Linked DNA regions of Homo sapiens: region 2 is linked to region 1. A link is an interaction called in ENCODE POLR2A ChIA-PET data of the cell type or tissue named here. Cell type or tissue: GM12878. All regions are shown on one strand. Links, peaks and the distances in the headings refer to the core of each region. The heading gives the core; the rest is flanking DNA. Region 1 holds the start of RTKN (rhotekin). Region 2 has its middle 110 kb from the start of GCFC2.

The links. Peaks named below come from ENCODE experiments on the same cell type or tissue, not always from the same donor. Only the 100,000 strongest peaks of a DNase experiment are listed, where the experiment ranks them.
Region 2: POLR2A ChIA-PET joins it to region 1 with 10 read pairs; 1 of 35 experiments calls an interaction of 5 or more read pairs at or near these places.

The regions. Positions count from the first base shown.
Region 1 is chr2:74,433,692-74,449,225 of GRCh38, reverse strand. It overlaps RTKN (rhotekin), which reads left to right and starts at 7,289. Exons shown (of 12, transcript NM_001015055.2): 1 at 7,289-7,520. The coding sequence starts at 7,410. RefSeq lists silencers at 7,199-7,278, 7,589-7,648, 8,364-8,673 and enhancers at 9,101-9,838, 11,973-12,652. In GM12878, for the core only: a CTCF peak has its summit at 8,722; a DNase peak (open chromatin) is centred at 8,651; H3K4me3 peaks cover 1,194 bases; H3K27ac peaks cover 281 bases.
Region 2 is chr2:75,814,328-75,829,861 of GRCh38, reverse strand. No RefSeq gene overlaps it. Among named protein-coding and RNA genes, the nearest start is that of GCFC2, 110 kb to the right of the region's middle. In GM12878, for the core only: no CTCF peak of the experiment used is centred there; a DNase peak (open chromatin) is centred at 9,021; H3K27ac peaks cover 253 bases.

The DNA of each region.
Region 1 (15,534 bases), core at 6,808-10,807:
CAGCCTTTCCCACCACTGATGCTATTAACCTTGATCACCTGGTCAAGGTGCTGTCTGCCAATTTCCTCCACTGTAATGTCACCATTTTTGTCTTTCCAAATAATAAGTATTTTCTGGGAAATACTCTGCAACTACCCTAATATCCCATTCCCCGTCAAACCTCCACCCACCAGGCTTTGTATCCATTGATGACTACTGTATGAATCAACTCCAGTATAATAATTGCCAAATGGTGATCTATTCCCATTATTGCAGTTACACGTATTAGTTAGCATTCTACTGTAAGAGCTTTCTCTTCTCCTCATATTTATTTACAGATATATTTATTTGTTTCAGCATGGATTCCAGTTTTAATCAGTGGGTTGTAACCCATTGCTGTCATTACTTATTATGATGCTCAATTTTTAGAGGGGGACAGAGTCTTGCTCTGTTGCAGTGGTCCAATCATAGCTCCCTGCAACCTTGAGCTGCTGGCCTCAAGTGATCCTCCCACCTCAGCCTCCTGAGTAGCTGGGATTACAGGGATGTGCCACCCTGCCCAACTAATTAAAAAAAATTTTTTTTTCTGAGATGGAATCTCGCTCTGTTGCCAGGCTGGAGCGCAGTGGCGCAATAATCCTGGCTCACTGCAACCTCCACCTCCCAGGTTCAAGCGATTCTCCTGCCTCAGCCTCCTGAGTAGCTGGGACTACAGGCATGCACCACCATACCCAGCTAATTTTCAGATTTTTAGTAGAGACGGGGTTTCACTATGTTGGCTAGGATGGTCTCAATCTCTTGACCTCATGATCCACCCGCCTCGGCCTCTCAAAGTGCTGGGATTACAGGCATGAGTCACCCCTCCCAGCCTTTTTTTCTTTTTTTTTTTGAGACACAGTCTCACTCTGTCACCCAGGCTCGAGTATAATGGCATGATCTCGGCTCACTGCAACCTCCACCTCCTGGGTTCAAGCAATTCTCCTGCCTCAGCCTCCCAAGTAGCTGGGATCAGAGGTGCCTGCCACCACACCTGGCTATTTTTTTTGTATTTTTAGTAAAGACGGGGTTTCACCATGTTAGCCAGACTGGTCTTGAACTCCTGGCCTCAAGTGATCCACCTGCCTCAGCCTCCCAAAGTGTTGGGATTACAGGCGTGAGCCACCATGCTAGGTGGCTAATCTTGTACTTTCCCTGGAAAGAAGTGAGACTCAAATTTCCCTGGATAAAATATTTTTATTTCCCTGGATAAAATGTTTTGGGGCTCATCTCATACTTTCACTGGATAAGAAGCGAGACTCAAAGGAGGCCAGGCAGCACAAACTTATGGCTGAGGTTATGCCAAGGCCACACTGAAGTCAGGCGGCTTGAACATGCTGATGAGGATTTTCTGCTGGCACCACTACCCCCTTCTCAGGTACTGCAGGTACAGTGAGTGTATATCATGAACTCTGGCTGGGTCTTGTCTGCACTCCCTCAATATTCAAAGTCCAGTTGGGAACATTCCAGTTAGTTGGGTTAGGCCAAGTGCCTACCTTTAGGCTGTGAAAAAGTGGGAAGAAGGATAAATGTTCTCCAACTGCCATAAAGGGGCTAGAGCTCATTCTGTCAATACTGTCCACAGTAGGGAACTGTGCAGAAATAGAAGATGATTTGAACCCTAGGTGACCCACAGCCCCTTTCCCACATATCTACTTCATAGCTGGGGAGATATAGATACAGACATAAACAAAAAGATAAAGTTGGGAAGACTGTGCACCAAACCAGTGGCATGTTGGTAAATGTTTAACAAAAGCTCCCCAGGGGGGAAAAAAACCAGGCTGGATTTGTTATGTTCACCTATTTCTGTTGTGTAAGGACTCCCACCATGGCCAATTTCAAATGAGACATCACTGAATACAGAGTTGGAAAGAGATGTGCATTGTCATGTCATTTATATAGCATTCCCTCCATACAGATACTAAAGATGTAAACTACTCAAGACGTCGTCGTAAAATGCAGTAAAATAATTAGGAAGTGATGAGTTTTGAATATTTGTCACCTTTGCTTTAATAAAATTGATTTAGTTATATGTTTATGTAATTTAATTTAATTTTTTTTTTTGGAGATAGTGTTTCACTCTTGTTGCCCAGGCTAGAGTGCAATGGTGAGATCTCGGCTCACTGCAACCTCTGCCTCCCGGGTTCAAGAGATTCTTCTGCCTCAGCCTCCCGAGTAGCTGGGATTACAGGCATGTGCCACCACACCGGCTAATTTTGTATTTTTAGTAGAGACAGGGTTTCACCATGTTGGCCAGGCTGGTCTTGAACTCCTGACCTCAGGTGATCCACTGCCTCAGCCTCCCAAACTGCTGGGATTACAGGTGTAAGCCACCATGCCCAGCCTTAATTTAATTTTGTTTTGTTTTGAAACGGAGACTCGCTTTGTCCCCCAGGCTGGAGTGCAGTGACCTGATCTCGGCCCACTGTAACCTCTGCCTCCCGGGTTCAAGCAATTCTCCTGCCTCAGCCTCCTAAGTAGCGCCCAGCTGATTTTTGTATTTTTGGTAGAGACAGAGTTTCACTATGTTGGTCAGGCTGGTGTCAAACTCCTGACCTCGTGATCCACCCGCCTTGGCCTCCCAAAGTGCTGGGATTGCAGGCGTGAGCCGCTGTGCCCAGCCCGTAATTTAATTTTTAATTAAGGCAATGTTTAGCAACTGGCATGCCCAATTCCAGAAAAGTCATCAACACGAACCGCTGGTGTGAGCTTCAGCACTTGAATGCACCAAACTGTCTCAGTGTTTTCTTCTGGAAGTGGAATAATTGAGGGTGGGGAAGGCATACTTTTATTCATTTTTTTCATTATTTACATTATTTAAAAAACAGTGGCATTTATAGTGTTTAGAAAACTGTACACGTACTTTCAAATATTTTTCAAATGAAATTTAATTTAAAAAATAAGTCTGGCCTGGCGCGGTGGCTCATGCCTGTAATCCTAGCACTTTGGGAGGCTGAGGCGGGCAGATCACGAGGTCAGGAGTTCGAGACCAGATTGAACAACATGGTGAAACCCCATCTGTACTAAAAATACAAAAATTAGCCAGGCGTGGTGGTGGGCGCCTGTAATCCCAGCTACTCAGGAGGCGGAGGCAGGAGAATCGCATGAACCTGGGAGGCAGAGGTTGCAGTGAGCCGAGATTGCGCCACTGCACTCCAGCCTGGGTGATAGAGCTAGACTCCATCTCAAAAATAAAAATAAAAATAAAAATAAATGCATGCATACATACATACATAAATCCATAGAAATTTTGACCCTTATCTCTCCTCCCTCAGTTGAGTGCAGTGTTAGTTGGCTTCCCTGACTCCAGTCACAACTCCTCCAACTGACTAATGGAAAAGGCTGCCAAATTACGATCTCTAAAGTTAATTCTGGGAGGAGGAACAGTGGTCACGCCTGTAATCCCAGAACTTTGGGAGGCTGAGGCAGGAGGATCACTTAAGGCCAGGAGTTCAAGACTAGCCTGTACGATGCTGTCTCTACAAAAAAATTTAAAAATTAGCCTCGCATGGTGGTGCACGCCTTTAGTCCTAGCTACTCAGGAGGCTGAGACAGGAGGATTGCTTGAGCCCAGGAGTTCAAGGCTGCAGTGTATTATCATGGCACCACTTTGCTCTAGCTGGGTAACAGAGTGATATATATTATATAAATATATATATATAATATAATATAATATAATCCTGATCATGTCCCTCCTTCCCAAAAATCTTCAGCCACATTGAGTACAAACTCTCAGGCAGGATTTGAGCTCAACCTCCTTTTTGAAGATCCTCCATTCCTCTGCCTCCTTCCTGGGTCTCAGGCCAGGGGTTTTCAAACCCGTCCACAGAGCTTGTGTTCACTGGGGGAGCAGGGAGCAGCTGAGCACCTGTGGGTAGACAAGGCATGAGGCTCTAGCACCTGCTCCCATCATAGCAGCTCTGATTTGATTTCACACATTTCAGGTAAGATTTCATTAAAAAAAAAAGGTTCTGTTGCTTAAAAACAAACATTTGAAATGAACTATCTTAGTCCAACAGGATGGCACATCTCAGTCAAGGACTCTCAAATCTGTTTGCTTCTCTTTTATTTACTTCAACTGATGTTTATTGATCACTTGCTATGTCCCAGGCACTGGGGATAAGACAGACTGCCCCTCCCTAGAAGGCTTACAGTTCAGAGGAGTGATGATGAATATTTGAATAAATTAAGGAACAATATCTTTCCCTTTCTTTCCCCTCACACGTCTTTTGTGGTTAATCTCAGATGCCATGGACTTTATAAATCTTTTGATCTGCCTTTCCTACTGACCAGAAGAACTCCCTTCTCCATATAAAATTTTGTGTGTGGAGGATGTTGGTTGTTTTTCCTGTTCATTTTCCATTCTCTCACCTTCTGGTGGTAGTGGTTGGAACATTCTTTGGGGAACAACCCTCCCCCACCTTCTCCCTCCCAGTTCACTGGGTTCTGGTTAGTCTCCAGGAGTGGGCAAGTGACCCCAAGCCTGGCCAGCTGGCACCTAGAACCTCCTTAGCCACAGCAATTGGTTCAGATCTGGCCACCGTCTGACTCCAATGATTGGTTTGGGATGGATGAATGATCACAAATGTCTCACAGCGAATCCCAGACGTGTAGGAGCCTCAGGAAACAGATGCTCTCTTTTCAGCTGAATTTAAGCCTGAAAAGATATAGACCCAGAATTTTGGGCAGCAATTTCGTTACACTGTGGAGAGTGAAGCCAACGTGGAGGAAAGTAGAGCCAAGTGATGGGAAGAGACTGGATATTCCTGACACTCAATGAGTGGGTTAAGCCACATCTAAAGCTTGACCCCTGGCTCATTTGTTTGTATTGGCTCAGTTCCAGGAGCCGATGCATTTCCCCTTTTGCTTTAGTACTTTTCAGTCAGCTTTTCCAAAAGAATGTTGAAATGATTTGCCATAGCAAAACATTTCTAATCTGGACTCTCTAAGAGCTCAAGACTGGTATGTCTCTGGGTCCAGCCAGCCTGCCATGTAGGAGTCTCACCCTTTCTCAAGTTCTGTGTTCTGAAGCCTTCAGGAGATCTGTTTATGTGTGATCAGCAAGTTAATCCTTTGCCATTTCCTTCTCTTCCACTGGGCTTTCCCCAGAGGGGGCAAGAAGGGAACCCTGTTTTTTGTTTGTTTGTTTGTTTGTTTGAGACAGAGTCTCGCTCTGTCGCCCAGGCTGGAGTGCAGTGGCACGATCTCGGCTCAGTGCAAGCTCCGCCTCCCAGGTTCAGGGCATTCTCCTGCCTCAGCCTCCTGAGTAGCTGGGACTACAGGCGCCCGCCACCATGCCCGGCTAATTTTTTTGTATATTTAGTAGAGACGGGTTTTCACCGTGTTAGCCAGGATGGTTTCGATCTCCTGACCTCGTGATCTGCCCCCCTTGGTCTCCCAAAGTGCTGGGATTACAGGCGTGAGCCACCGCGCCTAGCGGGAACCCTGTTTTTATGGAAGCAGGGAGTGGTAAGTCCAGCCGGGCAAGTCCAGCCATCCAGCAAAGCAGCTGATTATATCTATATCTATCTATATCTATATCTATATCTATATCTATATCTATATCTATATCTATATCTATATCTATATCTATCTATATCTATATCTATCTATAGATAGATAATATTGGCCAGGCGTGGGCCACGCCTGAAATCCCAGCACTTTGGGAGACCAAGGCGGGTGTATCGCCTGAGGTCAAGAGTTTGAGACCAGCCTTACCAACATGGTGTAACCCCATCTCTACTAAAAATACAAAAATTAGCCAGATATGGTGGCAGACGCCTGTAATCCCAGCTACTCCGGAGGCTGAGGCAGGAGAATCGATTGAACCCAGGAGGCAGAGGTTGCAGTGAGTCGAGATCATGCCATTGCACTCCAGCCTGGGTGACAGAGTGAGACTCTGTCTTAAAAAAAAAAAATTAAAATAAATAAATAAATAAATAAATAAAAATAAAAAATTATACATATTTGTAATGCTTTTTAAGAGATGGGGTCCCACTATGTTGCCCAGGCTGGACTTGAACTTTCGGGCTCAAGCAATCCTCCCACCTTAGCCTCCCGAGTAGCTGGGACTACAGGTGTGCACCACCATGCCAGGCCAATTTGTGTGTGTGTGTGCGTGTGTGTGTGTGTTTTGTTGAGACAGGGTTTCATGTTGCCCAGGCTGGTCTCCAACTCCTGAGCTCAAGAGCGATCAGTCCCCCTTGGCCTCCCAAAGTGCTAGGATTACAGGCTTGAGCCACTGCACCCAGCCATCTTTTTTTTAGACGTAGTTTCGCTCTTGTTTCCAAGGGTGGAGTGCAATGGTGGGGTCTCAGCTCACCACAACCTCTGCTTCCCGGGTTTAAGCGATTCTCCTGCCTCAGCCTCTCAAGTAGTTGGGATTACCGGCATGTGCCACCATGGCCGGCTAAATTTTGTATTTTTAGTAGAGATGGGGTTTCTCCATGTTGGTCAGGCTGGTCTCGAACTCCCAACCTCAGGTGATCCACCCTCCTAGGCCTCCCAAAGTGCTGCGATTACAGGCGTGAGCCACCGCGCGCAGCTGCTCTTTATGACTGCAAATATGGGGCACTTGCCTTGTGCCAGGCACTATGCTGGGCATTTTACCCTCATTCTTATAGGTAATCCTCATAGCAACTTGAGGAGTGGAGATAATTACAGTATTCCCACTGAACAAATGAGAAAACTGAAGCTCAGAAAGGCCAGTGACTGGACCAAGTTAATGATTGCACGGTTAGTTAGTGACAGAGCTGGGGTTTCACGACGTGTTTAAGCACCGCCCCATCAGTTGTGGCCACTAGGCTTAGGCGGATAGCCTCGCAGAGGAGCCTAGGTGGGGAGGGGGACGAAGAAGGAACATTTGGGACTGTGGGATGTTGAAATGGTCTCTTCGGAGGCTGCCGGGATTGAAACTGGGCAAGGTCCCAGGGCCCGAGTAGAGCCAGAGCGTGCTACGCGGCGATCCCTGAGCCACGGGGTTTTCAGCGCCCGGGAAGCCAGGCTTGCCAGGTTGGGGCGGCTGGCGGGGCAGGGCTTCTCGGTCCGTCCCAAGTCCAGGTAGGCGCTCGCGACCCGCGCGGGCAGGGAGAACGCGCTCCCACAGTGCTCGCGAGGTGCAGTGCGCCCCTGGGGGCTCCGGGGCCGTCGGGCCAGGTCGGCTTGGCGCCCAGGGACTGGCCGGACGGGCTGGGCCTTTGGCGGGGGTGGAAGAGGAGGTTGCCGCGCCCTGCCCGGCCCAGGTGTCGTCTCCGGGGGCGGGGTTTGGAGCCCCGCAGCGGGAGATTCCCGGCCGGACTGGCGGACGAGCGTCGAGAGACAGAAGCCGAGGAGAGGAGGCTAAGCCGGGCGGCGCGGGGAGCGCACTGAGCAGGCAAAGTCGCAGGGCCGCCAGCATGTTCTCCCGAAACCACCGGAGCCGGGTCACCGTGGCCAGGGGCTCCGCCCTGGAGATGGAGTTCAAACGCGGCCGCTTCCGACTCAGCCTCTTCAGCGACCTGCCCGAGGTGAGAGACTCGCGTCCCTGCCTTCCCCTTCCGCGGCTCCCGGGGGCAGCCCCAGCCACCTCGGCCTCCTTCCCTCGCCCGCGTGCACGCCGAGGGGCGGAGACGCACGGTCTGGGTACAAACCCGACGGAGTTGTTGACTTAAAAAGTAAGGTGTGGACGGTCTGCATTTTCATCGGATCCATGCTGCCCATTCCGCGGCCTGGTTAGGATTATCTGCCTGAGCCTGGAAAAAGCCCGGGTTGGTCTCAATTTGTAGGGCCCCAGCTCGACTCCTAAAATGTGCCTGAACCCCAAAATGTCTTGGGCATCCCCGGGCCAAGGGCGGTGGGCAGCTAGGCGGGCCCCAAGCGCTCGGACTCTTGGCCTGGGCTCCCGCTTGTTCCCCAGTCGCCAGCCCCATCCCACAACCTGTCGCAGCCATCTGGGCCAGCCTCTGTCATCAACCCCGACTTTAGGCCGGGGCCGCTCGCTTCCCCGAAGCCCAATTCAAAGGCTCCTCTATGCCCCTGCAGGGCTTTTAACTCCTTGGGGTTACTTCCCACACGCAAAATTTCCGCCTCCTTTTCTGGGGCCTAAGAGGAGTCCAGCCCCTAGGCTGAGCGTTTCCCCCGTCCGCCGTCCACGCGTTAACCTGTTGGATCCCCACCTGTAACGCCCTAAGGGCTAGGGCGGGGCTGAAGGTGTGTGGTTGAGCGGGGACTGAGAGGGCGAATAGCTACCCCGAAGACTCTTCTGTCCCCAAGGTCAGACTCACACTCGCCCAAGGAGAGCCCAGTTCCAAGCCTTCCCTTCCGGGTCTGGAAAGGGTTAAGTGAGGTGGGCCTTCCTTCCGCCCCCTCTACCTCCCGGCTGGGATTCCAGGCCTGGCTTCTGCCCTTTCCCTCCAGCCTGCCCAGAACAAAGAGGCTCTTTCACACCCTTGTCCCGGCGTCCCGGGCCTTCTCTGACTCAGAAGCTAGTGGACCTGGGGAGAGGGGGCCTTTGTCGCGTCCCCTTGCCCCCAAGCGACTGGGCCCGAGGAACCCGCGTGGGGCCAGCGTGGGGGAGTAAGGGGCGAGGCCCGGGACCAGGGGGAGGGGCCTGTGAGCTGGGGCCGCCCCTGGGATTAGCCCGGCCTTCGGGGACAGCTCGGAGGAGCTGGGGCGGAGCCGCAGGGCCTGGCGGCCGCCGAGTGAAGTGTGACTCCGTGGGCCTGGCGTGGAGGCGGGGGCGCTAGGCTGCAGCTGGCTCGGAATCGGGGCTGGTTTCCTGTCTGGAAGGGAAGGGGCCTGCAGAAGGGAGCGGGGACAGCAGCAGACAGGCACACCCCTGCCTTCCTCTCTCCCTCTCCTCCCTTCTCTGGAAAAGCGAGGTAATTGTGAGCCCAGGGTGGAGCGGGCTGGATGGGGGCCCTGAGTTGGAAGGGGTGGCCCTAGGGCTGGGCTGCTTTGCCAACTCACCCCTTTGTCCCATTCCCTGGGCTCACTCTCCCCTGAGGTCCTCACCTGTGTGGCTCTTTTTCCCAACTTTCTCAAACTAAGCTGGAACCCCTCTCGGGAAGCTCCAACCTCCTGCAAACCCCATGACTCTAGAACCTGCATGAGGCGTCGTTTCCCTGCCCCCTTCCAGTTGTGCCTGCCCCTCACTGCCCTCTCCGCACACAGATTCCCTGTCCACCAGGCCAGGGATGTGGGCGGGGGCTGGGGAGCGGCCAGAGTCGGAATGAAAGGGCCTTTTTCTTCCACAGCTGGGAGAACAGCTGCCACCAAAGCGAGACTGGACACTCTGTGCCTAGAGCCCCCTCTGCAGCTGGCCTTTCCTCCTGGGACCCCACTTATCCTCACTTCGCTTTCTTTTTCTTCCCTGCCTGGCTCCCGGCAGGGCCCCGGAGCAGCAGTGGGCGAGGAAAATTTGTCACAGCAGCCAGAGGGGTTTAACAGGAGTGCAGAGGGATAAGGGCAGCTTCTGCCCTCTGCCCAAGAGCTGGCCACCTCTTTAAAGACTGAGGGAACAGTGGGAGGAGGAACTGTGGGACAGTGTGGTACCTATCTGTCCCCCCTCTGGAGGGGTTGACAAGGGAAAGGGCACCGGGGGGCACAGAGATGCAGGACAGATTGCACATCCTGGAGGACCTGAATATGCTCTACATTCGGCAGATGGCACTCAGCCTGGAGGTAATCCCCCGACCCTTGGAGTACACACCTCCTTCACTTGCATCCCAGCCCCAATCTCTGCCCTGCCCATTCCTGCTACAGCATGGTGGGGAGAGCCAGGCCTGCTTAAAGTGGGAAGAGGGACAGGTGGTTCCCTATGCCTTGTGTTGGGTGCAGTGTGTGGACCCAGGCTCAGTTCTGCCCATCATAGTCTTATGTTTGCAGCAGGGTCTTTACACCTATTTCAGGAAGCTCTGTGGGTGAGTGTAAATGTCTGTTCTGGGGACAAGGGTTCCTTTTAGGCATGGGAAGAAGAGAGGAGTTCAATGTGAGAGAGGTTTACAGAAAGGATGTAGCCTTGCTAGAGAAGAGAAGGACTCTGGGCTATGAGTAAGGATTCTGCTGGCCCTTGAGACAGCAAGGTGCTGTTTATTCGTGTATTTGTTTTTTTCAATTCTTTACAGAGACGAGGTCTCACTATATTGCCCAGGCTGGTCCTGGCTCAAGTGATCTCCCTACCTCGACCTCCCAAAATGCCGAGATTACAGGCGTGAGCCACTGCACCTTGCGCTATGTATTATTAAACACATGTAAATTTTATGTACTATCTGCCAAGCTCTTTTCGACCATAGGATACCTCAGTGAATAAGACAAGAAAGTTCCATTGTAGTGGGAGAACAGAAATATACATACGAACACATAAATAATATCACATAAAGAAATTATGATGAAAATGGGGATGTAATGAAAATCAGATGAGGGAGGCAATGTTAGATGTGGAGGTCAGGGGAAGCCTCTGTTGGGAGATCTTTGAGCTAAGCCCAGGAGGATTTGGAGATATGTGAAGACTGGAGGAAGGGCAAAGGCCCTGATATGAGGATGAGGGTAATATATTTGTGGGAAAGAGAGAGCCAGTGTGGCTGGAATATAGTAGTTGGGGTGGAGCTGATGGGCAGGGGCCAGATCATGCAGGGCCTTGAAGGCCATGATAAGGCACCTGGATTTCACCTTAAGTGTGATGTTGGGCCATGGAAGGGTTTTAAGCAAGGGAATGACTCATGCCATGTTTTTAAATGATGGCTGCTATGGAGAATAGGCTGGTGGGAAGTTGAGGGTAGGGTTGGGGGTGGAGGGTTGGCAAGAGAGTTCGCAAATGTCCACCAGGTGGGAGGCTGTTTCACTCCCACTTCAGGTGGGAGTGAACCTGGTGGTGTGAATTAAAATGCTCATGGTGGAGAAAGGGAGTAGATTTCAAATGGTGGTGGTAGGTCTGACAGGATTTGCTGATGGATTGGATGGGAGGGCAAAGAAAGAGAACTCCAGGATGATTCCCAGGTATGTGGCTAAGCAACTGGGTGGTGTGGCTGTTTACGGAGATGGGGAAGATGGAGGAAGTTGTGGAAGTGACTGCCTGGACCAGGCAGGGGCTGCTGCTGAGAGGTCAGAGGCAGGACTGCAAAGAGTCTAGATCAGGAATGGCAGGATATTGTATGTGCTGTCCCCCCTCAAGCCCTGCCCCCACTCCCTGGATCATAGTAGATGTTACTGGTCAATTTTGGCACTCTTTATCAACGAGCCCAGACCTGGCCTCAGAATCTTTCTCAGGACCGTCTTGGCATAAACTGTGCAGGTTGTGTCCTTCACACAGGTGCCAGCCAGAGGTGAGAGTCCTGGTCTGGTTTCAGCGGCATCAGGAGGGAGCACGTTTATCTAATTTGTTTGCCTGGAGAGGGTCAGCTTTTTCTAATTTGTGGAAAGGTGTCCAGTGAACTCGTTGGGACTCTACCTAATTATCCTCCATCAGTGCATGAGATAAAACCTATTTGCCATTCATAGTCCTCTGCACTGTCCACATCAGTTACATATGGCTATTTAAATCTTACTTTTAGTTCATTAAAATAAAACAAAACATTAATTCCTTAGTTGCTGTAGCCATATTTCAAGTGCTAGATGGCTACTGAACATTTCCATCACCGCAGAAGGTTTTATTGGACAGAGCTGGTCTAGGTATGTAAATGTTTAAATTCTGCATCCTACCCTCCTCCAAAAAATGTAAATTTTCTCTGTGGAAGGCCTGTTCAAGTTCTGGGGCAGAGGAGATGCTTAGTTTCACTTTGGTCACTCTCCTTTAGGAGAGTGGCTGAGGGTGCTGTGTTCTTTCTCAACCAAGTTCAGCAGGTCCTCAAAAGAGAGACCCATTGATGTTTCAGGGAATGGCAAAAGAGATAGTCGTGGAAGAGTAAATCCAAGAAGACTTTCTGGAGGAAGTGACTCAAGTTGCAAGTAAAGGGGGCTTATTTTAAAATATGTGCTAGGCCCAGGTAGAGATGAGACTTTCCCATATAATTCTCAAACAATGCTACGAAGGAGGTGGAATACTCCCCATTTTACAAACTCAGGTTCCAGGGGTCAAATTCTGTGGGCTTGTCAAGTCCCTAAACCAGGATTTGTACTTAGCCCTGGTGGAGATTCTGAAGGGAAAAAAGGGTAGTGAGAAGCAGAGCAGGAAGTCAGAGACTTAAGAGAGTGGGAGGGGTGGAAGGGATATCAACAGGGGGCCTAATGTGTGTGGGGCCCATGACTCATCCTCTAGCCCCTTGGGATCTGACCCGGGTCCAGCTGACACCCAGCTCTGCGCTCTTTCCCAGGGGAAATGCTGCCCGCTTGGGGAGAGGGTGTGTTTGGGTGGGGAGGGGGCAACAAGGAACTATCCCTGGGTTGGGGAAACGCTAGAAGCACAAGGGTCCAGATCCTGAGCCAGGATTCCCAGTTCCTCTGCCTGAAAGGGTGGGAGCCAGTTTCCTAGGGCGCTCCCGGCCTTGGGCCTTGGGAGAGTGGATTTGGGGCTGGAGATCAGTAGGGAAATAGAGGAGGTGTCTGGACTCGTGGTCCCACTCATCCATGCTGGGCCCAGTGACCTCCCTAGGGCCCCAGCTCTCCCAATTTATACACTATTCGCCCTCCATACTCTCAGGCAAGGGGTCACCTTGGAGGGCAAACGCTACGCGGGAGGGGCCTCCCGGAGCTGGAGCACGTCGTGAAGGCCAGGAGCCTTTTCCAGGGCGGCGCGGGCGCACTCCTGGAGGTCCGGTCCCGCCGCGATGGAGTCTCGGTGGAGGCACCGCCTTGAGCCAAGCCCAGCCAGGTGCCCGGAGGGACCTCCAGCGCCCTGGTACCCCTCAGTTGCTCTCGCGGCAATTGGGAGCTGATGTCACCGGCGTCCTGAGCGCTGCAGCTGGAGGCGGTGCAGCTATGCTGGCGCCCTGGCTCCTCCGATTTCCCGCGGCCCTCGGACCCAGCCGGCTCCCCAGGCCAGTGCAGCTCTCTGGACCTCGCGCGCCTCTGCGCGCCTCTCGCAATGGAGCGGGCTGGGGAAGGATCCGTGAGTGCTGGGACTGGGATGAGACTAGCCAAGATGGGGGTTGAGGACACCTCCGTGTCCCCCTCCTGCCAGGCTCACCCATTTGGGATGTTTGTGGCTGAAGCTGGGTGCAGACTGGGGTGGGGGTTGTCGGGCAGCGCAGAACCCTGGTGCAGACAAAACTAGACTGGGAGGACCTATGTAGTCTGAAAGGGCTTCCTGGTGAGGGGCTTTGGGAAAGGGTTGGCTTATTACAGAAGGAAAACGGGTGGATGGTGATGGGGGAAGGTGATAAAAGTCCGGCCTAGCACAGTGGCCCAGAAAATAGCCAAGGAAGCATCTGTAGGCAGGCAGGACAAGGCTTTTTAGAAGAGGGAATTTAGGGTGTTCGGGTCTGAGAGACTTGAAGGCTGGAGCCACTAGGGACAGATGCAAGGGCACAGTGTATGGAGGAGAGCTGGTGTGAGGAAAAAGACAGGTTTGGAGTGGTCACATTAGTTCCCCTGTTTCAAATGGATGGCTCGACTTGTCTCCTGAACCAATCTGTACACTGTGATAGAGTTAGTCTTCCAACTCCTCTCTGAAGCTTTCCTTGATCACCTCAGCCAGAAGCAAACAGAGGCTGTTTCTTGTGAGCATGGTTGTGCCATGACATGGCACTTATGGAGCAGCCATTAAAGTCATCATCTCTCACCTCCCAGCTGGATTTTAAATGTACAACCTTGGACAGTACAGGGATGCTCCAGTGTTGACTGAGTAAATGCTGCTACCACCAAAGTATAGCGTCATTAAAATAAGCATCCCTGCCATTAATGTATACCACATGCTGGGCACTGTGCTAAGTGCTTTAAGTTCCTGCCTCACAGAATTCTCACAGCCCTAGGACTATTTCCATTCCTGATTTACAGATGGGGAAACTGAGGCTTAGGGAGGTTGAGCAAATTGCCCATTGCTTTTTAAGAAGCAGGACCTCCAGGGCTCCTTTCTAAATGAATGTTCCTGAGAATCCTGGTGTCTCTTCCAGGGCCTCTCAGCTGGCCCTTATCCACAGTCCCTCATTCCTGGACCACCTACCTTCCCATCCCCATTCCTTGCCTCTGACCTCATCTCCCAAGCTCAGAGGGCCGGTAGGTGGTGATTCTCTTAATTTGGGGTGTATAGGTTTCTGTGCAGCGTCAGTGAACACTGTAGGTGGTATGCTCCTTGTCCACTGATCCCTTGCCAACTAGATGTCCCTGGCATCACTTGAGTCTGAGGGATAACTCTCATTTGCCTTTCCTTCTGTCCATTCCCATGAGTTGGTGGTTCTCAACCTGGGTGTACCTCAGAATCACTTGGGGAGTTTTCCAAAAGTACATATGCCCCACTCCTAGAGATTCTTATTCTGCAAATCTTAGGTAGGGCCTGATCATTTTTTTTTAAACTCCAAAGATCTAATATTTTTTAAAGGAAATACAATTTCCAGTAGTACAAAGGGTATATATAAAGTATCATTAGGCTGGGCGCAGTGGCTCAAGCCTGTAATCCCGCACTTTGGGAGGCCGAGGTGGGAGGATCACTTGAGGCCAGGAGTTCGAGACTAGTCTGGCCAACATGGCGAAACCCTGTCTCTACTAAGAATACAAAAGTTAGGCCAGGCATGGTGTCTCACACCTGCAATCCCAGCACTTTGGGAGGCCAAGGCGGGTGGATCACCTGAGGTCGGGAGTTTGAGACCAGCCTGGCCAACATGGTGCAACCCCGTCTCTACTAAAAATACAAAAATTAGCTGGGTGTGGTGGCTCACACCTGTAATCCCAGCTACTCCGGAGGCTAGGCAGAAGAATTGCTTGAACCTGGGAGGCGGAGTTTGCAGTGAGCCGAGATCATGCCACTTCACTCCAGCCTGGGCAACAGAGTAAGACTCGGTCTCAAAAAAAAAAAAAAAAAAGAATACAAAACTTACTCGGGCGTGGTGGCACATGCCTGTAATCTCAGCTACTCAGGAGGCTGAGGCACAAGAATCACTTGAACCTGGAAGGTGGAAGTTGCAGTGAGCTGAGATCGCGCCACTGTACTCCAGCTTGGGTGACAGAGTGAGACTCGGTCTCAAAAAAAAAAAAGTATCATAAATGTTTTCCATCCCTGGCTCCCAGGCCTACAATCACTAATATTTTATGCATAAACATGCATATCTATATCTATGTATATATATGCATGCATACATATATATATATCATGCACAAATGGTAGTATGTGCAATACTACCCTTCTTTTCTCACATCATTTATTTTGGAGATTGTTTCATATCTGCATACATGTGCATATCTCTTTCCTTAATGTCTGCAATACTACAGGGTACAGATGTACTGTTACTTATTTAACCAATGTCCTACTGAAGGGGTTTTAATTTTGGTGTTTAAAACAATGCCACAATGAGGCCGGGCGCGGTGGCTCACGCCTGTAATCCCAGCACTTTGGGAGGCCGAGGTGGGCGGATCACAAGGTCAGGAGATCGAGACCATCCCGGTTAACACTGT
Region 2 (15,534 bases), core at 7,167-11,166, 1.4 Mb before region 1:
CCTCAGACATGACAAACTGTCTTTCATTTTGTGTTGGCTGTTCCCTTCACAGGCTCCTGCCCCAGCTCTTTATCTGATTGGCTCCTTCTCACTCTTAACTTCTTAACTTGTATGTCACCTCTCAGAACAACCTTCCCAGAGCCCCCCAATTTAATAACTCAATAATTTTCTTCCAAGTTATTGTCTTCATGGCATTTCCTCAATTTCTAATTACCTGTTACAATAAACAGACTGACCTCTTTTTTTTGTTTTTTGTTTGTTTGTTTGTTTTTTGTTGTTGTTTTTTTTTTTAAGACGGAGTCTCGCTCTGTCACCCAGCCTGGAGTGCAGCAGCGCGATCTCGGCTCACTGCAAGCTCATCCTCCTGGGTTCACGCCATTCTCCTGCCTCAGCCTCCTGAGTAGCTGGGACTACAAGCGCTCGCCACCACACCTGGCTAATTTTTTTTGTATTTTTAGTAGAGACGGGGTTTCACCATGTTAGCCAGGATGGTCTCGATTTCCTGACCTCATGATCCGCCCGCCTTGGCCTCCCAAAGTGCCGGGATTGCAGGCTTGAGCCACCGCGCCCGGCCTGCTGACACCTTTTTTGATGTAAAACTGTTGACAGCTTTTGAATCCCTGTTCCACTTTCCTGTCTGCCCAATCCTTGCTGCTAGCAGCAGTCCAAACCTCACAAGGCCCCACCCTACGGCCACTATAATGGCCCAGTCCACTTTTTCCACTTCGCTTAAGCCATCTGGATTAATTTACACCTGCCCTGCTCTCTCGGGAGAGCCTCATGATGTGAGTAATAAACCTATTCATACCTTCTTGGTGCATGCAGCATCATCAGTCTCACCATCATGACTAATTTAGGTAGGGGTTAATCCTGTTCTCCTTGGGGCAACCACAAAATACCTAAGCCTGTTGATTTACTTGTTTATAATTTGTATCTCCCACTACACTAACTTGCCTAAGGTTAGGAACCAAGTCTGTTTGTATTCAGCCATGTATGAGGCTTGACATATACTAAACGCTCATTAAATATTTGGAAATTGATCAAATGAGGTGCATTAAACCACTGCTAATAATGATAAAAAATAAAAAAACTGGAGAAAGAGATAACTTATTAACAATAGGAGATTGATTAAATAAATTACTTAGATAAACTGAATGAGTATAAATTATATTGAAAAGAATACTTAACGGCTTTGAAAAAAATTTTGCCGTGCATTAGTGAAAAGAGCAGTTTACAGAAATAATAATAATAGGGTAATCTTATTTTTCCAAAATGTGTGTGTATATTAATGGACAGTGAAATTATTGAAAGAATATACTCTAAAATACCAATAGGATTGTCTGTAGGCAGGTGATTTTATTTCATTTTTTAACTTTCATTTTAGGTTCAGGGGCATATGCACAGTTTTGTTATATAGGTAAATTGCTTGTAATGGGGGTTTGGTGTACAGATAAGTTTGTTACCCAGGGAATAAGCATAGTACCTGATAGGTATTTTTTCTGCTTCTCTGCTTCCTTTCACCCTCCACCCTCAAGTAGACCCCAGTATCTGTTGTTCCCCTCCTAGTATCCGTGTGCTCTTGCTGTTTAGCTCCCACTTATAAGTGAGAACATGCAGTATTTGGTTTTCTGTTCTTGTCTTAGCTTAGGATAATGGTATCTAGCTCTATCCATGTTGCTGCAAAGGACATGATCTCATTCTTTTTATGACTGATAGTACTCCATGGTGTACATGTACCACATTTTCTTTATCCAGTCTAACATTGATGGGCATTTAGGTTTATTCCATGTCTTTCTGCTTGTGAATAGTGCTGCAGTGAACATATGCATGCATGTGTCTTTATGGCAGAATGATTCATATGGTCCATTGGGTATATACCCTATAATGGGATTGCTGGGTCAAATGGTAATTCTGTTTTAAGTTCTTTGAGGAATCACCACACTGCTTTCCACAGTGGCTGAACTAATTTATATTTCCATCAGCAGTGTATAACTGTTCCTTTTTCTCTGCAATCTCTCCAGCATCTGATTTTTTGGTTTTGCTTTGTTTTGTTTTGTTTTTTAAGAGCCCTGGTGTGAGATTATATCCCATTGTGATTTTAATTTGCATTTCTCTAATGATCAGTGATGTTGAGGGGTTTTTTCACATAATTGCGGCCGCATGTATGTCTTCTTTTGCAAATTGTCTGTTCCTTTCCTTTGTTCATTTTTTAGTGTGTTTTTCCTTTCTTGTAAATCTGTTGAAGTTCCTTATAGATGCTGCACATTAGACCTTTGTCAGATGCATAGTTTGCATGTATTTTCTCCTATTCTGTAGATTGTTTACTCTATTGATAGTTTCTTTTGCTGTGCAGAAGCTCTTTAGTTTAATTAGGTCCCACTTGTGAATTTTTGCTTTTGTTGCAACTGCCTTTGGTGTCTTTATCATGAAATCTTTGCCAAGTCCTATGTCCAGAAGGATGTTTCCTGGGTTATCTTCCAGGATTTTTATAGTTTTAGAGCTTACATTTTTATAGTTTTAGAGCTTACATTTATATAGTTTTAGAGCTTACATTTATATAGTTTTAGAGCTTACATTTAAGTATTTGATCTATCTTGAGTTGATTTTTGTATGTTGTGTTAGGTAGGGGTCCAGTTTCAGTCTTCTGCCTACGGCTAGCCAGTTATCCCAGCACCATTTATTGAATAAAGAGTCCTGTCTCCATTGCTTGTGTTTGTCAACTTTGTCAAATATGAGATGGTTGTAGGTGTGCAGCCTTCCTTCTGGGCTCTCTATTCTGTCCCACTGGTCTATGTTTCTGTTATTGTACCAGTACCATGCTGTTTTTGTTTACTATAACCCTGTAGTATAGTTTGAATTAGGATAATGTGATGCCTCCAACTTTGTTCTTTTCGCTCAGGAGTGCCTTGGCTATTTGGGATCTTTCTAGTTTCGTATGAATTTTTAAATTTTTTATCTAATTATGTAAGGAATATCATTGGCAGTTTGATAGAAATAGCATTGAATCTATAAATTGCTTTGGGCAGTATAGTCATTTTAATGATATTCATTCTTCCCATCCATAAGCATAAAATGTTTTCTATTTGTTTGTGTCATCGCTGATGTCTCTGAGTAGTATTTCGTAATTCTCATTGTAGAGGTCTTTCAAATCCTTAATGGGCTATATATCTAGGTATTTTATTCTTTTTTTGCCAACTGTGAATGAAATTGCATTCCTGATTTGGCTCTCGGCTTGGATGTTGTTGGTATATAGAAATGCTACTGATTTTTGTACATTGATTTTGTATCCCGAAACTTTGCTAAAGTTGTTATCAGATCAGGAGCTTTCGGCCAAGGACTACCGGGTTTTCTAGAAATAGAATCATGTCCTCAGAAAACAGGGATAATTTGACTTCCTCTCTTCTTATTTGGATGTCTTTTATTTCTTTCTCTTGTCTGATTGCTCTTGCCAGAACTTCCAATACTATGTTAACTATGAATGGTGAGAGCAGGCATCCCTGTCTTGTGCTGGTTTTCAAGGGAAATGCTTCCAGCTTTTGCCCATTCAATCTGATGTTAGCTGTGGTTTTGTCATAAATGGCTCATTATTTTGATATTTATTCCTTCAGTGCCTAGTTTACTAAGGGTTTTTAACATACAGGGATATTGAATTTTATCAAAAGCCTTTTCTACGTCTACTGAGATAATAAAGTGGCTTTTATTTTTAGTACTGTTCATGTGATGAATCACGTTTACTGGTTTGTGTATGTTAAACCAACCTTGCATTGCAAGGATAAAGCCTACTGGATCATGATGGATTAGCTTTTTGATGTCCTGCTGAATTCAGTTTGCTAGTATTTTCTTGAGGATATTTGCATCTATGTTTGTCAAGGGTATTGGCCTGAAGTTTTGGTTTGTTGTGTTGTTTCTGCCAGGTTTTGGAATCAGGATGATGTTGGCCTCACAGAATGAGTTGGGAAGGAGTCGTCTTTATACATCTGGTAAATTTCAACTGTGAATCCATCCAGTCCTAGGCTTTTGGGGGGTTGTGGGCTTTTTATTACTTTTGTATCTTATTATTGGTCTGTTCAGGGATTCAATTTCTTCCTGGTTCAGTCTTGGGAGGTTGTATGCATCCAGGAATTTATTCATTTCTTCTAGAACTTCTAGTTTGTGAGCATAGAGGTGTTCATAATAGTCTCTGAGGTTTTTTGTATTTCTGCAGTGTCAGTGGTGATGTCCCCTTTGTCATTTCCAGATGTGTTTATTTGGATTCTCTTTTTTCTGTATTAGCCTAGCTAGTGATCTATCTATCTTATTGATTCTTTAAAATAACTAACTCTTGGATTCATTGAGCTTTTGCATGGTTTTTTGTGACTCAATTTCCTTCAGTTAAGCTCTGATTTTGGTTATTTATTCTCTTTTGCTAGCTTTGGGGTTTCTTTGCTTTTGCTTCTCTAGTTCTTCTAGTTGTGATATTAGGTTGTTCATTTGAGATCTTCCTAACTTTTTGATGTGGGCCATAAGCTTGCCTCTTAACACTCCCTTAGTTATTTCTCAGAGATTCTGGTATGTTGTATCTTTATTTTCATTAGTTTCAAAGTATTTCTTGATTTCTGTCTTAATTTCATTGTTTACCCAAAAGTCATTCAGGAGGAGGTTGTTTAATTTTCATGTAATTGTATGATTTTGAGTGATTTTCTTAGTCTTGATTTCTATTTTTATTGTGCTATGGTCCAAGAGTGTGGTTGATATAATTTCAGTTTTCTTGAATTTGCTGAATGTTGTTTCATATCTGATTGGGTGTTTCATACTCTGATTGGAGTAGGGTCTATGTGGCAATAAGACAAATGTATATTCTGTTGTTTTGGGGTGGAGAGGGTCCATTTGGCTAAGTGTTGAGTTCAGGTACTGAATATCTTTGTTAATTTTCTGACTCCATGATCTGTGTAATACTGTCAATAGAATGTTGAATGTTCCCACTATTTTTATGTGGGAGACTAAGTCTTTGTAGATCTCTAAAAGCATACTTTTTGAATCTGAGTGCTGCTGTGTTGGCCGCATATATATTTAGGATAGTTAAGTCTTCTTATTGAATTGAACCCTTTACCATTATATAATGCTCTTCCTTATCTTCTTTGATCTTTGTCAACTTAAAGTCCATTTTGCCTGAAATTAGGATTGCAGCCTCTGCATTTTTCTGTTTTCCATTTGCTTGGTAGATTTTTCTCCATGTCTTTATTCTGAGCCTATGGATGTCATGGCACATGAGATGGGTCTCTTGAAGACAGCATACCATTAGGTCTTGCTTCTTTATCCAACTTGCCCCTCTGTGCCTTTTACTTGGGGTGTTCAAGCCCATTTACATTCAAGGTTAGTATTGATGTGAGCAAATTTGATTCTATCATCATGTAGTTAGCTGGTTACTATGCTGACTTGTTCTTGTGGTTGCTTTATAGTATCACTGATCTATATACTTAGGTGTGTTACTATAGTGGCTGGTAATGATCTTTCCTTTCCTTACGTAGTGCTCCTTTCAGGACCTCTTGTAAGGCAGGTCTGGTGGTAATGAATTCCCTCAGCATTTGCTTGTCTGAAAAGGATCTTATTTCTCCTTCACCTATGAAACTTAGTCTGGCTGGATGTGAAACTCTTGGTTGAAATTTTTTTTAAAAAATGCTGAATATAGGTTCCCAATCTATTCTGGCTTGTAGGTTTTCTGCTGAAAGGCCCACTGTTAGCCTGACAGGGCTCCCTTTGTAGGTGATCTGCCCCTCTTCTCTAGCAGCCTTTAACATTTTCTTTCATTTCAACCTTGGAGAATCTGATTATGTTTCTTGGAAATGGTCTTCTTGTGAAATATCTTGCAGGGATTCTCTGCATTTCCTAGATTTGACTGTTGACCTCTCTGGCTAGCTTGGGGAAATTTTCATGGATGATATCTTGAAATACGTTTTCCAGATTGCTTGTTTTCTCTCTGTCCCTTTCAGGGATACCAGTGAGTCAAAGATTTAGTCTCTTTACATAATCCCATATTTCATGGAGGTTTTGTTCATTCTTTTTATATACTTTTTTCTTTATTTTTTGTCTGACTGAGTTATTTCAGAGATCCAGTCTTTAAGCTCTGAGATTCTTTCCTCAGCTTGGTCTATTCTGCTGTTAACACTTGGGATTGCATTACGCAATTCTTTTTGTATGTTTTTAGCTCTATCAAATCAGTTTTTTATATATATTTTACATATATATTATATAGATATATTTTATATATCTATATAATATATATATTTTATATATCTATATAATATATATATTTTATATATCTATATAATATATATATTTTATATATCTATATAATATATATATTTTATATATCTATATAATATATATATTTTATATATCTATATAATATATATTTTATATATCTATATAATATATATATTTTATATACATATATATTTTTATATACATATATAATATATATTTTATATACATGTATATAATATATATTTTTATATACATATATAAATATATATTTAATATACATGTATATAAAATAAATATTTTATATACATATATAAAATAAATATTTTATATACGTATATAAAATAAATATATATTTTATATACGTATATAAAATATTTATTTTATATATGTAAATATACATTTTTATATACGTATATAAAATATATATATTTATATACATATATATATAATATATATATATATAATGGTTATTTTGTTCTATCAGCTCCTGTGTTATTTTATTGTGATTCTAAGCTTCCTTGGATTGGGTTTCAACATTCTCCTGAATCTTGATGATTTTCATTGCTATCCATATTCTGAATACTAGTTCTGTCATTTCAGCCATCTCAACCTGGTTAAGAACCCTTTCTTGGTAACAAGTGCAGTCATTTGGAGGGAAGAAGGCACTCTGGCTTTTTGCATTGCCAGAGTTCTTATGCTGATTCATTCCCATTTGTGTGGGCTCATCTTCCTTCAAAGCTTGAAGTTGCTGTCCTTTAGATGCAATTTTTCTTTTTTGCTTTTTTTTCTTTGGTGCCCTTGGGGGTTTGGTTATGGTATAAGGTCAATTCAATTAACTGGCTTTGATTCTAGTCCACTCCTGGGTCTTGGAGGAGCCCCCTCTGATTACTTCTCTGTCCCCATGGGTATTTTGTTGGGTATTCTGGTTCATGCAGCTCCCTCAAGCAGGGGCCACAGTTGGCAGACAAATCACATCCTTGTCAGGTCGTGTGCTTCCTGGGGAAACACAGGGTTGTGCCTGCCTCAGAGTTTATGCAGAAACTCAACCACTGGGTTGGAAACTTTAGCGGCTGTGATTCATCTGGCTTTGGAAGGTGGAGGTGGGTGGAGTTGCCTGCTCTGCCCTCCAGGTCTTTCCAGAGCAACAGGAGGCTGTGCCTTTTAGCAAATTCTGGCAGAAGTAGTGCTGCTGAGCCAGAAGCTCTAACAGGTGTGGCTCATCTAGCTACCAGTGGTGGGAGTGGGTAGAGATGCCCACCCTGCCATCAAGTGCTTCCTTGGATGACAGGAGGCTGTGCCCACTGGCGGAGTTTCCATAGAACCAGGACCCCTGGGCTAGAAACTCTAGCACGCATTGCTCTCCTGGCTGCAAGTGGTGGGGGTGTGGGGGTGTCACATACCCTGCCATCTGGGTGTTTCCTGGGAAAACATGAAGCTACACCTTCCAGCTGAGTTCCCACAGAAGCAGGGCCACTGGGCCAGAAGCTCTAGCAGTTGTTTCCTACCTGGCTATCAGTGACAGCAGTGGGTGGGATCTCTGTCTGTGCACTTCTTGGGAAAACATGAGGCTGTGCCCACTGGCTGAATTCACACAGAAGCAGAGCCACTGAGCCAGCAGCTCTAGGAGGTGTTGCCCTTCTGGCTATCAGTGGTGGGGGTGGATAGGGTCATGCACCCTGCTGTTCACCTGTTTCTAAGATATCATGAGGCTACGCCTTTCTGCTGAGGTCGCACAAAAGAAGGGCTACTGGGTTGGAGGCTCCAGTAAGTGTTGCCCACCTGGTTACCAGTGGCAGGGGTGAGTGGAGTGGCCAGCCAAGTTTGGGCCAAAGCAGGACCATTGCATCACGAGCTGGTGCCAAGCCCCATCTGGCAAGAATGAGTAGAGCAATCTTATTGCTTCTAGGAACAGCAACTATGGCCTCTACTAGGGCTATGGTGCCACTGTTGATCTGTTTCAGGGCCCAAGGCTTATAGAGGTCCCCTTGGACTCCAGAGTTGCCCTCGCAGAACATCTAGGTGGCTCTCTGCCACTAGAAGCATAGTGGGAAGATGTTGGGGGGCCAGGAGTATGATCCCATTCCCAGTTTTGCACAGGTCCCTTTGGAGAACATGAGTCCTTCGGGGGCTCTCACTCAACTCCCCTTTCCCATGTTGGAGAGATTCTCCTGGCTCCACAAGGGCCCAGCCTCACTCCTGTCTGCTCTTTGTGTTCCCCTGCTGCCTCGATGGATCCCAACAGGTTTTTCAGATGATCAGCCTGCAGGGTCAGTGTTCACCAGCCCTTTCGTTTCCTCTTCATGAGCTGCTTCCAGTCTGCCGTTTTGATACTTCCCCTCCAGGTGATTTTATTTTTACTCTGTGTATTTCTCTGTATTTTAATATTTTTAATGAATATGTATCATTTTACAACTGGATAAGAAGACCATCTAAAATATTTTAAGGAGACGATACATTGCAGGGGTATTAAATCTTAATTTTTCAGGCTGTTAAATTTTAATTTCCTTATGTCTTTTCAAGGACTATAGTGAAGACAAATTTTTTTTAACCATTAAAAGCTATGACAAACAACTGTATAACATTTAATTTCATCAACCCCATCAGAATAAATACCAGATTCTGAACTTATGTCTGGTAAGAAAAGGGGTTCCTCTTCTATTCTACCAATATGCACTATTTGCAAATAAAGTGGTTAAAACTCTCCTTCAAGTAATAACCCAAGTCTGTGACCAGTTCAAACTAAAATCATACCTCTCTGGATGCTTCACTGCACTTCCCTTAATTGCTCCTTTCTCGAGAATACTCCTTTTTCTTTTGAAAAAACGAATTGCCCTTTCTTTGTTTTGTCGGTTGTTCCTGAGGCCTAGCCTAACCTGCTGGTTTTCTGGGTTGAGGACTTGCTTTACCAGAACTTCTCTCCTTACTACCTCTCTTTATGAGCTGGTCTGGTAACTGGGTGCCTCCCTATTCCACCACCAAAAAAAAAAAAAAAAAAAAAAAAAACTCCTCTTGTTATTCTTCCCACTGTAGCATCCAACCTCTATTTGGAAAAACCTCTTACCATTCCCAGTCCAAGATTTCATATCCTGCCTTACATATGAGTCTGCCATCTCTGTCCTAAGGAGAACTGTCAGAGCTACAGCTTAGAAACCTGGACTTGAATAGAAAATCTTGCCCTACCCTTCCATAGCCATCCACGAAAGCGTCTCTGAAAAAGAGGTACACAGAGCTCCAGGCCACCCACAAACTAAGGTAAGCCCCCTGGTGAGCTAGGTGAGGCTGTATGGCTGATTCTACCTTCCTGGGCAAATGATTGGCCCATGGGATTGCTTTTCTCTTCCCCCTAAAACCCACAGCCTAAACTGAGCCCTCTAGATCTTAGTGTCCCATAGTGAGAAAAAGCAAATATAGAAAAGAAGAAAAAAAGAAGTGCCTGTGTCAGGGTCCAGGCTTTCTTGGAGTGGATGACTCTATCCAAGTATAAAGATATCTCAGCCTTGGCCAGGCACAGTGGCTCACACCTGTAATCCCAGCACTTTGGGAGGCCAAGGCGGGCAGATCAGCTGAGGTCAGGAGTTTGAGACCAGCCTGACCAACATGGAGAAACCCTCTACTAAAAATACAAAATTAGCCGGGCATGGTGGCACATGCCTGTAATCCCAGCTACTCAGGAGGCTGAGGCAGGAGAATCACTTGAACCCGGAGGTTGCAGTGAGCCAAGATCATGTGCCATTGCACTCCAGCCTGGGCAACAAGAGTGAAACTCCGTCTCAAAATAAAAAAAGATATCTTAGCATCTCAGCCTCTTTTTAGCGTACTGGCCTTGTGAAAAACCAAGACTCCCCAACACCTATACTCAATAAATGCTCCTGACATGCACCCTTCCACATTAATTTGAAATAAGGTCTGGCTGTAGAGGAGGCACGCAAGAAGGCTAGAGACTCCAATAAAAGCCAACACTAAATTATTTGGAACATGTTTATGAATGAATGAATGAATAGATGATGGATGGATAATTAGGTAAACACTTACTAGTGATTGATGTTAGATGCTGATATGGTTTGTCTCTGTGTCTCTACCCAAATCTCATCGTGAATTGTATTCCCATAATTCCCACGTGTTGTGGGAGAAACCTGGTGGGAGATAATGTGAATCATGGGGGCAGTTTCCCCCATACTGTTCTCATGGTTGTGAATAAGTCTCACGAGATCTGATGGTTTTATCAGGGGTTTCTGCTTTTGCATCTTCCCCATTTTATGTTGCTGCTGCCATACCTTTCACTTCCCACATGATTCTGGGGCCTCCTCAGCCATGTGAAACTGTGAGTCCAATTAAACCTCTTTTTCTCCCCAGTCTCAGGTATGTATTTATCAGCAGCGTGAAAATGAACTAATACAGTAAATTGGTACCAGTAGGGTGGGGTGTTGATGAAAAGATACCTGAAAATGTGGAAGCAACTTTGGAACTGGGTATCAGTCAGATGTTGGAACAGTTTGGAGGGCTCAGAAGAAGACGGGAAAATGTGGGAAAGTTTGAAACCTCCTAGAAGCTTGCTGAGTGGCTTTGACAAAAGTGCTGATAATGATATGAACAATAAGGTCCAGGCTGAAGCGGTCTCAGATGGAGATAAGGAACTTGTTGGGAACTGGAGCAAAGGTGACTCTTGTTACGTTCTAGCAAGGAGACTGGTGGCGTTTTGCCCCTGCCCTAGAGATTTGTGGAACTTTGAACTTAAGAGAGATGATTTAGGGTATCTGGCAGAAGAAATTTCTAAGCAACAAAGTATTCAAAAGGTGACTTGGGTGCTGTTAAAAGCATTCTGTTTTAAAAGGGAAACACAGAATAAAAGTTCAGAAATTTGCAGCCTGACAATGCCACAGAAAAGAAAAACCCATTTTTTGAGGAGAAATTCAAGCTGGCTGCAGAAATTTGCATAAGTAACAAAGAGCTGAATGTTTATCCCCAAGACAATGGGGAAAATGTCTCCAGGGCATGTGATAGGTCTTCATGGCAGTCCCTCCCATTACAGACCCCAGAGCCTAGGAGGGAAAAATGGTTCTGTGGGCCGGGCCCAGAGTCCCCATGCTGTGTACAGCCTAGGGACTAGGTGCCCTGTATCCCAGCTGCTCCAGCCATTGCTAAAAGGGGCCAAGGTACAGCTCAGCCCATGGTTTCAGAGGGTCCAACCCCCAAACCTTGGCAGTTTATGTGTGATGTTGAGCCTGCAGGTGCACAGAAGTCAAGAATAGGGGTTTGAGGACCTCCTCCTAGATTTCAGAAGATATATGGAAACGCCTGGATGCCCAGGCAAAAGTTTGCTGCAGGGGCAGGGCCCTCATGGAGAACCTCTGCTAGGGCAGTGCAGAAGGGAAATGTGGGGTCAGAGCCCCACACAGAGTCCCTACTGGGGCACTGCCTAGTGGAGCTATGAGAAAAGGGTCACTGTCCCCCAGACCCCAGAATGGTAGATCCACCAACATCTTGCACTGTGTGCCTGGAAAAGCCGCAGACACTCAGTGCCAGCCTGTGAAAGCAGCCAGGAGCGGGGCTATACCCTGCAAAGCCACAGGGGCAGAGCTCCCCAAGACCATGGGAACCCCCCTCTTGCATGAGCGACCTGGATGTGAGACATGGAGTCAAAGGAGATCATTTTAATTTTGACTTCTCTGCTGAATTTCGGACTTGCATGAGCCCTGTAACCCCTTTGTTTTGGCCAATTTCTCCCATTTGGAATGACTGTATTTACCCCATACCTATACCCCCACTGTATCTAGGAAGTAACTAGCTTGCTTTTGATTTTACAGGCTCATAGGCCAAAGGGACTTGCCTTGTCTCGGATGACACCTTGGACTGTGGACTTTTGGGTTAATGCTGAAATGAGTTAAGACTTGTAGGGACTGTTGGGAAGGCATGATTGGTTTTGAAATGTGAGGACATGAGATTTGGAGGGGCCGGGGCAGAATGATATGGTTTGTCTCTGTGTCCCCACCCAAATCTCATCTTGAATTGTACTCTCAAATTCCCACATGTTGTGGGAGGGACCCAGTGGGAGATGATTTGAATCATATGGGTGGTTCCCCCATACTGATGCCAATTGATGGTAGAGATGTGACCTTGGCCACCAAAATGACCCCAAATACAGCAGAGAGCAGTCTTATGAATTCATAAGGACTCCGCTATACCTGAGCCAATGCCCATGTTTTGTCTCTTATTTTCCTGGTTCTTGACTGTCTTAGTTCAGGCTGCTATAACAAAATGCTATAGACTGGATGGCTTACAAATAACAGAAATTTATTTCTCACAGTTTGGGAGGCTGGAGATCCAAAATCAGGGTGCCATCACAATGAGGTTCTGGTGAGAACTCTCCTCCAGGTTGCAGACTGCTGACCTCTCAATGCATCCTCACATGGAGAAAAGAGGGTGACAGTGTTCTCTAGGGTCCCTTTTATAAGGGGACTAATTCCATTCATGAGGGCTCCACCCTCACAACCTAATCACTTCCCAAAGGCCCCATCTTGTAATAGCATCACACTGGGGGTTAGAATTTCAACATCTGACTTTGGAGGAAAGGTGGACACAAACATTCAATCCATGGCATTGACCCACTTTGATATTTTCTGCAATATCAGTATCACATGTGACCCTAACTTGCTTCTAGTTCCACTTTTGTCCCTCACACTAAAGGGAGACCTTTTTTAATGCTTGCCCCAGGATCCATCCTTTATCCTGCCCCAGTCTGGGGCTGAACATTGCCAGCCTTAATGAGAAAACTCTATGGCCCTCCTGGCTATTTGAGAGAAATGGATAAATGGAAGGAGATGAAAGCAAACAAAGTTAAATCTAGTGTATTAGCCCTTTCTGCCCTTCTGGAAGGTTGGTCAGGGAGGTGGAATGGTAGAAGTGAGAGGAGCCATAGGCTGAAATAACCACACTGCCACTGTTGCCAGAGCCTATACTGAAAGAAAATACATTTTCCCTTTCATTACAGAATGCAAAGTATGGCTTTTGTTTCATTAACACTGATACATTTTTTAACATATTCTTAAATATTATTGCTCTCTTTTAGCACAACCTGCTTGAGTAGCAACCTGAAACTAATACTTGAATATTCATTTTGCAAACTATCATTTGCTATGTATTTCAAATTCGTACAGTACAAAGTGGCCAGAGACTCGGTTGACCATACTCCCAGACTGTGCTGTACTATAAGTCCCAAATAAGCACTATTTCTGCAGGGGATAATGCATGCTCAACCCCATTAACCATAATAGTGTGAATGACCATAAGCCATTAATTTTGATAAGATCAGATTCATATCACCTCAAAGATTCAACAGAAGCCACAGGAGACATAGAAGTATTCCTACTTTGGTTTTTTTAATGAATAAAAATGTGAATGTAGTTACAGTCCATCTGACAGCTAGGCACCACAGGCCCAAGAAAAAGTTCACCCTGTCCGCAGCTGCAAGAGAAAAGTGCCAAGGAATTATTGCATTAACTCAGTAAGAGTCTAATAGCCAAAAGATGGGGGTAAAAGGCACTGAACACACCAGGCAGAAATTACCCTGGAGTCCTGAAAAGGCTCTTTTTAGGGTGAGCAATTTTATTTCTTAGGAATTCAGCAATATGGGACAAATTATTTGCTCAAGAGTCTGCAGTCATCCTGGAAAAATATATCAGGATCCCAGGGCTCACTTAACCACATTGTGGACAGCTATTTTCAAAATGAAGTAGAAAGAGGAAACTTACATGTTATTCTCATAACTCATAAGCACATTTCCAACAGGCAATTTTGTTTTCAGCTTTCATTACTCATTAATATTCAATTTAGGTTCCATCTTCTTTAGAGGTGTGTGACATTTGTGAGAATCTAGTATTTAATTTTAGGTGTCTGCATAAGCTTGCTTGAGTAAAAGAGAGAGTTTCTGACCTGCCAAAAGGTAAGATTCACTGCTCCCTTCCCAAAGGAGCAGGGGGAGAAAGAAAGCAATAATTTTGCTTTTCTGACTTGAAAATATCTTGTAAGGGGAAAATCATAATTCATAGCCCCATATGTACAAAATGTTTCCAACGGGTTTCATTTTGGAAGTATAAGCAATGAATTTTCTGCTAAATGCAGCAAATCCAGTCACTATATTTATAAAACAAAATGCATTGAGATTCTGAATATAAAATGTAATCTCTGAGTGCAGCAAATTTCAAATCAGCATTAAAAAATATGTAAAAGCAGCAAAAGAAATGGTCTATAATTACTAATTATTAGACTATTTTGGGGTGTACTATTTTGGATCCCATTTCTCTTCTAGTACATTCTGCTCTGATATCTCCTGTTAAAATTAGGTACTAGGATTGATTGACAAATAATATTCTTAATCGTTGTCTCAAAAATCAGAGATTTAGTGTTGCTATTGTTCATATTACTAGTGTGGTAGGCTTGAGTAATAGCCTCTAAGAAAATCCAGTTCCTATTCCCTAGAACCTGTGGATGTTATCTTACACGGAAAAAAAAAATGACTCTGCAGATATGACTAAGTTAAGGACCTTAAGATGTGGAGAGGATTCTGGGTTATCAAAGTGGGACCTAAATGAAATCTCAAATGTCTTTATAAGAGGAAGACAGAGGGCTATTTTATTGTAGAATCAGAAGGGGAGACAGTGATATGACAAAGAAGAAGAGAGATTTGAAAATGTTACACTGCCAGCTTTAAAGAGGGAGGAAGGGGCCATGAGCCAAAGAATGCAAGGGATGATACTGTAAAAGCTGGAAAAGGCAAAAAATAGGTTCTCCTCCATAAGCTAACAAGTAAACCTCTGCCTGAAAACACCTTGAATGCTAATTTTAATCTCTGACCTCCAGAACTTGAGAGAATCAATATGTGTTGTTATAGTCCACCGAGGTGGAGACAATTCGTTGCAGCAAGCCATGCAAAGCTAATACAACTGGTTATCACATGTTCTGGTTTTATATTGCTGGTGGGATACATGGCTTTGCTTGTCTGTTTTTATCTTTACCTTTGAAAGCATTTATACAAAGAAAGTTAGCTTCCTAGGCATTTGACTACCTGATGACAAGGAAAAACCTACTTTTACCTACTTGTCACATGTTTTACAAGAAGAGATTTATTTGTTTTTAAGTCTGTACTTTATTAAATTATAAGATAGATTAAATTCTGAAGAGTAGGTAAAGACAAAGAAAAAAAAGAAGGAGGAAAGCGAGGAGGAGGAGACAAGAAATTGACTAATGTTGCTCACTAGCATTTCCATTTCACCCCCCTCGAGGCATAGGACAGCA